Regions from separate parts of the Homo sapiens genome. Here region 1 is linked to region 2. A link is a contact called in ENCODE Hi-C or POLR2A ChIA-PET data. All regions are on one chromosome and are shown on one strand. The core of a region is the stretch at or near the end of the contact, and the rest is flanking DNA. Distances in the headings are between cores, read along the strand shown. Region 1 overlaps DUSP16 (dual specificity phosphatase 16). Region 2 overlaps BORCS5 (BLOC-1 related complex subunit 5).

The links. A loop is a pair of places that touch in the nucleus more often than their neighbours do. ChIA-PET counts read pairs that join two places held with the same protein, here RNA polymerase II (POLR2A). Pooled maps may share reads with other maps.
Region 1: a map of posterior vena cava shows a loop between it and region 2 (30-fold over the local background). The contact joins two enhancer-like sites. A Hi-C loop is called at or near these places in 9 of 168 maps with a recorded cell type or tissue (Caco-2, GM11168, GM12878 and 5 more) and 6 of 50 pooled maps. POLR2A ChIA-PET finds 5 or more read pairs at or near these places in 7 of 52 experiments (CD4-positive, alpha-beta memory T cell, Caco-2, Panc1 and 4 more).

Annotation. Positions count from the first base shown.
Region 1 is chr12:12,501,630-12,505,057 of GRCh38, reverse strand. The region is part of intron 3 of DUSP16 (dual specificity phosphatase 16); the gene reads left to right. Among named protein-coding and RNA genes, the nearest start is that of DUSP16, 60 kb to the left of the region's middle. Within about 2 kb of position 1,542, at least 2 of the 41 ENCODE cell types and tissues checked have a DNase peak (open chromatin) inside an H3K27ac peak, as active enhancers do.
Region 2 is chr12:12,396,169-12,399,974 of GRCh38, reverse strand. All of the region lies in intron 2 of BORCS5 (BLOC-1 related complex subunit 5), which reads right to left. Among named protein-coding and RNA genes, the nearest start is that of BORCS5, 41 kb to the right of the region's middle. Within about 2 kb of position 1,779, at least 21 of the 41 ENCODE cell types and tissues checked have a DNase peak (open chromatin) inside an H3K27ac peak, as active enhancers do.

The sequences.
Region 1 (3,428 bases), core at 293-2,792, 110 kb before region 2:
AGAGCAATGTTTGTCACGCAGTAAGTGTTCAGTACATTCTAGGATTACATACATTATTTATAAAAATAATCATTTATAAGGTTCAAATGAAATTCAAGTGGTGTTTCCTTGGATTCTCTGTTTTCTCTTTGAGAACATTTATTGGAATATTGTTTTGTTGGATGTATGTATGTATTTTTTTGAGACAGGGTCTCACTTTGTCACCCAGGCTGGAGTGCAGTGGTGCGATCACAGCTCACTGCATCATCAACCTCCTGGGCTCAAACAGTCCTCCCACCTCAGCCTCTCAAGTAGCTGGAACTACAGGAATACTCCACCATGCCTGGCTAATTTTTTCTTTCTTTCTTTTTTTTTTTTTTTTTTTTTAACAGAGATTGGGTTTATCCATGTTGCCCAAGCTGTTTTGTTGAATTTAAATGACAACCATTCCAGGAACTGTTTTAGAGCCAGAATTGAAAAATATATGAAGACAGTTCTTTAGAGAAACACCAGAACTGGCAGGGCGCAGTGGCTCATGCCTGTAAACCCAGCACTGTGGGAGGCCAAGGTGGGTAGATCACTTGTGCCTAGGAGTTTGAGACCAGCCTGGGCAACATAGGAAGGACCCTGTCTCTACAAAAATACAAAAATTAGCTGGGCGTGGTGGTGTTCCCCTGTAGCCCTGGCTACTCGGGAAGCTGAGGTGGGAGGATCACTTGAGCCTGGGAGGCAGAGGTTGCAGTGAGCTGAGATCATGCCACTCCAGCCTAGGCAACAGAGTGAGACCCTGTCTTTAAGAAAAAAAAGAGAAACACCAAAACTACATGTTAATAGACACCACATTAAAATTTAACATCATACAATTTAATTGTAATTAAAATAGTGCCTGACAGTTGTTAGGTTGGGTAGGTGTAAGAAAAGCAAAGAATGATGAGAATCTTTAACATTTATTGTTACAAGAACTACCTTGGGGAAAAAACTCACTTAAATAATGACTGTGTTATTCAATTAGAGAGACTGAAAAGGAACAAAACACGAATAGAAACAAAAGCATAAATTCTAAACAGTGGGCACTTATATACCAATATTGGCTGACCCCCTTTTTTTGAGATTGTCTGTGGGTTGTACTTGTAAGTACAGGAGTTCTGATTGACTCCATTTCAGTAGTTGCTTTGACCCTAGCGTAGCATTTTGTAAGTGTGAATTCTACTAGCTATTAATATATTTTAGGGGGAATTCCATGGTCAGATAAGTTTGGGGAAACTTACTAGACTTCAATAAATGAAACCAGTTTCTTTGAAAATACTTTTTAGAACCTTTAGTAAGTTAACATGTGCTCTGACTCTGCCAGGGAGCTAGGATATACAATATTTCTCTCACTTTTTAGACCGCTATCCTGTCTGTCAGCTTCTTGCAGGACGCCAGTGCTCTGGGGCACACTTTGGGAAGTTAACCTTACAGGCATTCCTTTTTCCACTTTTTGTCTCAGATGAATACTAAGGAGGTGTAGCTAAACAGCCGCAGCTCAAAGGTGGAGGAAGGCCCCACAGATGGCGCTAGATACTGAATGTTTGATCACCGTAACAAAAAAACGGGGAGGCCGAGGTGGGCAGATCACCTGAGGTCAGGAGTTCATGACCAGCCTGGCCAACTTGATGAAACCCTGTCTCTACTAAAAATAAAAAATTAGCCAAATGTGGTGGCATGCGCCTGTAGTCCCAGCTACTCGGGAGGCTGAGGCAGGAGAATCGCTTGAACCCGGGAAGCGGAGGTTGCAGTGAGCCAAGATCGCGCCACTGCACTCTAGCCTGGGCGACAGAGTGAGACTCTGTCTCAAAAAAAAAAAAAAAAAAAGCAATAACCAGTGATACCTCCTGAGTGCTTTACTATACGCCAGGCACAAAATACTTTTGATATACTAACTAATTATCTCAACAACTCTGTGAGATAGGTGTGATCATTATCCTCATTTTATAGATGAGGAAATTAGAGTAGGAGGGGCTTAAGTAACTTGACAAATCAGACAACTAGAAAGTGGTAAAGCCAGGACAGGAACTCAGGTACAAGGGCTTGTGTTCTTACTTCCTCTGCTGTATGATCATGGGGCTTGCCCACATGTGTATGCTGTATGTACCGTGGCTTCTACGTGTGCATGCATGGGGCGGTGTGAGGGTGGTATTCTTGGACAAGAGAACGGCATGGAAATGTGAAATAACAATGAGTTTTATGTGGCTGGAGGTCATCATTGGAAACGGTAAGAAATGAAACTGGAGGCCAAGGCAGGTGGATCACCTGAGGTCAGGAGTTCCAGATCAGCCTGACCAACATGGAGAAACCCCGTCTCTACTAAAAATACAAAATTAGCCGAGGGTGGTGGTGCATACCTGTAGTCCCAGCTACTCAGGAAGCTGAGGCAGGAGAATCTCTTGAACTCGGGAGGCGGAGATTGCAGTGAGCTGAGATCATGCCATCGCACTCTAGCCTGGGCAACAAGAGCAAAACTTCGTCTCAAAAAAAAAAAAAAAAAATGAAACCATGAAACTGTAAGGTGCAGGTATCCTGAGGGCCTGTGACACAAAGGAATTTGTGATTTCTATAATGGATCCATGTATTCTGCCTATCAGATTACCTTAAGAACTTCAGTAAGTGGAAGAGCTTTAACTGCTTCTGTGTTAAAAAATATATAGAAAGACACTTGGTCAGGTTGGAGGCCAGGCCACTCTTTTTACATTCTGCAGGTGGCATAGTTGTCAACTGCCTACCATTCTAACTTGTTGCATTGAGGACCCTGCACTGAGCCTAGACAGTAGAGACAGGCGTCTGGCTGAATTATGCTTGAATTAAACATAATACAGGGCATAATGAAAGATGATTCCCTCTCAACTTCCTGCACTTCTAGCAGTTTTCAAGGGCATATTTTGTGTGTTTCTTGAAGTGGGAGAAAGTCTAATACAATATAACTCAAAGAGATGAAGATAAATACTTGAGTCAGATTTCAGGATCTTGTTCAAGGCTCAGTTAAAAAGGTACTATCTTCTAATAAGACTTAACATGTTATTTGTTGTTTTTTTATTTTTATTTTTGTTTTTGAGACGGAGTGTTGCTCTGTTGCCCAGGCTGGAGTGCAGTGGCGCAATCTCGGCTCACTGCAACCTCCGCCTTCTAGGTTCAAGCGATTCTCCTGCCTCAGCCTCCTGAGTAGCTGGGATTACAGGCACCCACCACCATGCCTGGCTAATTTTTGTATTTTTAGTAGAGACGGTTTCACCATGTTAGCCAGGCTGGTCTCGAACCCCTGACCTCAGGCAATCCGCCTGCCTCGGCCTCCCAAAGTGCGGGGATTACAGGCGTGAGCCACCGAGCCCTGCCTTGTTTTTAAATTTAATGTTAAAAATATACGAGGATCCCGTCATCCAAATCTCCTTGATTCGGACTTAGTGAATAGCGAG
Region 2 (3,806 bases), core at 530-3,029:
TTTAGCAAACATTTGGCTAATGTCTATGCTTAGCTTTTCCAATAAAGCACTGTGTTATTTTCAGAAAGTCCAGATGAGTGGAAAACAATGACACTTTGAGTTACTGACTCAGTTAATAAAACCTAAGGGAAAATGGCTGCTGAGACTTAGAAGTCATGACGGAAACAACTGGTGACAGTACACCTAAATTACTGGCTAAGCACCTAGAAGGACACAGTCTTTGGCAGGACAGGCTTAAAAGATTGAAACCTACAAAGGGACATTAAATACTATTAATTCAACATGTATGTGAAGGTCTTTAACTGCTGTAATTATCTCAGAGGGTTTTTCTTTTAGAAGTTCTAGATCTGTGGTACTCAGAATTGTCCCCAAAATGCCAACATTGTAAGCTTAACAATGCCATGTAAAATCTCCTGTTTCTTTGTTATGGTCTTTCATTATCTCCATTGTATTCCATCTTTATATTCCAATCCAAATCTTTTATTCATGCCTGCCTCTTCCCTGTCCTCTCTTATTTCCCCTCTACCTTACCTGCAACCCTGACCTCCACCCCAGGCTGCCTCTTGAAAATGCAGAGCAACCACCCAAAGAGCTGGAGAGTGAGTGTTGATTTGGGGAACAATAGTGGGCTACGTAAGAAACCCTTTTGCAATTCACCTTTTTTTTTCCTTCCCTCCATCCAATTTTTCCAAACTTTTTCCCCCAATACTGTTGTTTTTCCCTGAAATTCACTCTGAGGAGTGAATAGGAGTGATAGGTTGAATGAAACCTATGCTACAGTATAAACACACAACTTCTTAAAACTTTCCAAGATCTTTATGCTAAGGAACAACAAAGAAAACTGTGCTGCTTAGTAATACTGTAAAACACATACTGTTTTAGCCCCCCTGAAACACACAGAGGTAATCTGGAAGAAGGAAGGCCTCTCCTGGCCATCGCAGAGACTGGGGCACCACTGGCAATTCAGTGGGCAGGGACAAAAATTGCCAATACACGGCAGTGACACACAATAAAGGCTGGCCCACCCAAGATGCCAGTAGCACCCCAACCGTCTCTCCCACTCTTATTATGATACACTGGACCACAGACACTCATGTAGCCAGATAACTCCAACTAATTTCAATAAATAGTTGGCTAATCTTGACATTTTCTGCCTTGTAGGAAAAGGTAAAATCAGCTATCGATTGGGCTGCCTGAATTCCCAATATCGCACAGATATCTGGGAAGGGGGAGGCAGGTGGTGGCACAAGGTCTGCACAGTATTGCCTCCTAGTGTTTGGAAATTCTCATTAAAATGACCATATTTTGAGTTTGATAGCACTGTATTCCAGAGACTTCTTCACTCATCCTTGATGCAGCATTATATTGAGCCAAAAGAGCTACAGGGGCCATTCTTCCCTGAAAATGAGTCAAGATGGTTACACAACCCTCCGCAGGGATCTGCACACAACGGCCCTCTGAGGGTGTGGGGGAGGACATGGTAAACATCTCTCCCCTTCATCAGCTCATGTTCTGACTCAGATTTTTCCTGACAAAACAAACATGGCTTTGATTACATATTAATTATTTTTGTAGCAAGCAGCTCATTCTCACATTCCTTCTCCTGCTCATTTTCCCTCCATAATTCTTTACCCTTTGCCCACAATCCCTCCTCCCAGTCATGTTGTACTATTTGTATGGAAAAAAAAAATTTTAAAGAGTTGCTTCTTGCCAAGTGTGACATCAACTCATTCTTATTTAGTGATGTCCCGCAAGAACTTGCTCTCCCAAAACGTTTGCTCAGTTTTGAGGCAACAAGATTACTCACTGCATTGTTTTCCCTGTCACTTGTTTTTGATGCATTAGTGCATCTTCTGAAACAGATGACATAACACCTAATTTCTATGACCCAAAGCGCTATACACATGTATACAAGCATCTTTTCAGACAGCTTCAGGAAGACAAAGCATTGCTCCTAACTTACTAAGAAGGAAAAAATAACACTATAACAAGATAACGATAATTTTAACCTCCCTGAAAAAGCTCTCTCTGCTTTCGGTAACAAGAAACAGCTATATGATAGTAAGGAAAATGTAAGCCCCAAATTCCATTCTAGGTGAAGAGCTTTGGTTACTTAGAGGAAAGAGAAGAGGAAGATGAAGAAGGAGTGACCCCTAAAATAGTAGGACAGACATATTACACTACTTCACGCTTAACACTTCTTAGCAAGGCACTTCTTAATGAATGCTCTTGGAAAATCAATAATTTTATTCTACACATAAAATAAGCCAAAGTTTAGAATTATTTTCAGTTAGCTCACTGAAAAAACTGGCGGTGGTATTCTTAAAATGTGTTCGACAATGATGGAATTACCAGACTATGTCAGGTACCGATCTTCTCTCATCAAAGTCTTCTTTAAAACTCTTTCCATTCCACTCCTCTGTTAATTAAAAGGTACAAGTGGGAATGATATTATTCCCTAGCTCTCCTTCCTTCAGGGAACAATATTAGCAGCACAGCAGACTTAATTATCAGAATGCAGAAGCGAATTCCCAGCGTAGGCTGTTCCTGGGCACAAATGCCAGTTCTGTCACATTCCAGTACTGGCTGACCAGGATGGCACTGAGGAACCTCAGCACGTACAAAAAACTGTGTAACAACTTGAGCATGTTCCTGGTCATTCTCTAGGATGTCGGCATTTTGGGGTTTCCACTGTCACCCTAGGGGAATCAGTTTAGATCCAACGCACCTAGAAATACTTTAGGACAGGGCATTCAAAGCTTGGGAGTCTAGGTGGACATCTAGCCTGTTCTGGGGAGTTCCAAAGTTCTCAAAGATATAAGGTTTCAAATAAACTAGAGAAGGAACAAGACAACACATATCCTCCTAGGGAACTGCAACTATTTAACAAAAACAAGGCCAAAAAGTCCATAGAGAGAAAGAAGAAAATCACAGGTTTGTGCTGCTGTCTGTGTGAGGGTGCACATGCGTGCATGTGTATTTTAGGTTAGCTGGAAAAAGACAAAGGAAAAGGCCTTGAAAGTTGTAATTATAGAAAATTGCTCAGGTGACTTCATCCCACCCACATGCTTTTGATTTTCAAAAAGTATGCTGAGCATTTTTTAAGTTAGTGTTCCGGAAAGACCGCAGCTGTTCAACACAGATTTCATATGCTCATTTAAAAACATTATTTTATTAACATAAAGGTTAATGGTTTCTAAATGAGGGTAGCAATTTCCAACATGAGTACCGTAAATTCCTATTAATATTCACTCTCAGTTTAAACATACAGACCCAGAAGGATGAACTGTTCCTTGACATTAACAGAAAAATAACATAAAGATTTATAACCCCCACCCCCCACTCCCTCCAAGAGTTTTAGCGTACCCTCTAGAAAACATTACATCTATGTTAAGCACATCAGTACGGTGACATTTGCCATGACTGTAATACTGCATTCAGCGGACCTAGGGCAAAACAAGTTAGGAGAACTGCAAACTTTGGAAGACACCTGCCCCTCCCATTCCCTACCATGCTCCTCTACCCACCCCACCCTCCGCAGGGCCTCCTTTTGAAGTGCTCTCCGCCATGGCCAGAAAAGGCATTGTGCGGATGCTAGGCTAGGGAGCATTGAGTATGCATCAGTGAAACGGCTCCTACTAGTTGTGGTTTTGCAAGGCCACAAGGCCAAAATTCAAAATTAATCTCCCACTGGGCACGGTTGCTCACACCTGTAATCCTAGCACTTCGGGAGGCCGAGGCGGGCAGATCACTTGAGGTCAGGAGTTTGAAACCAGCCTGGCCAACATGATGAAACCCATCTCTAC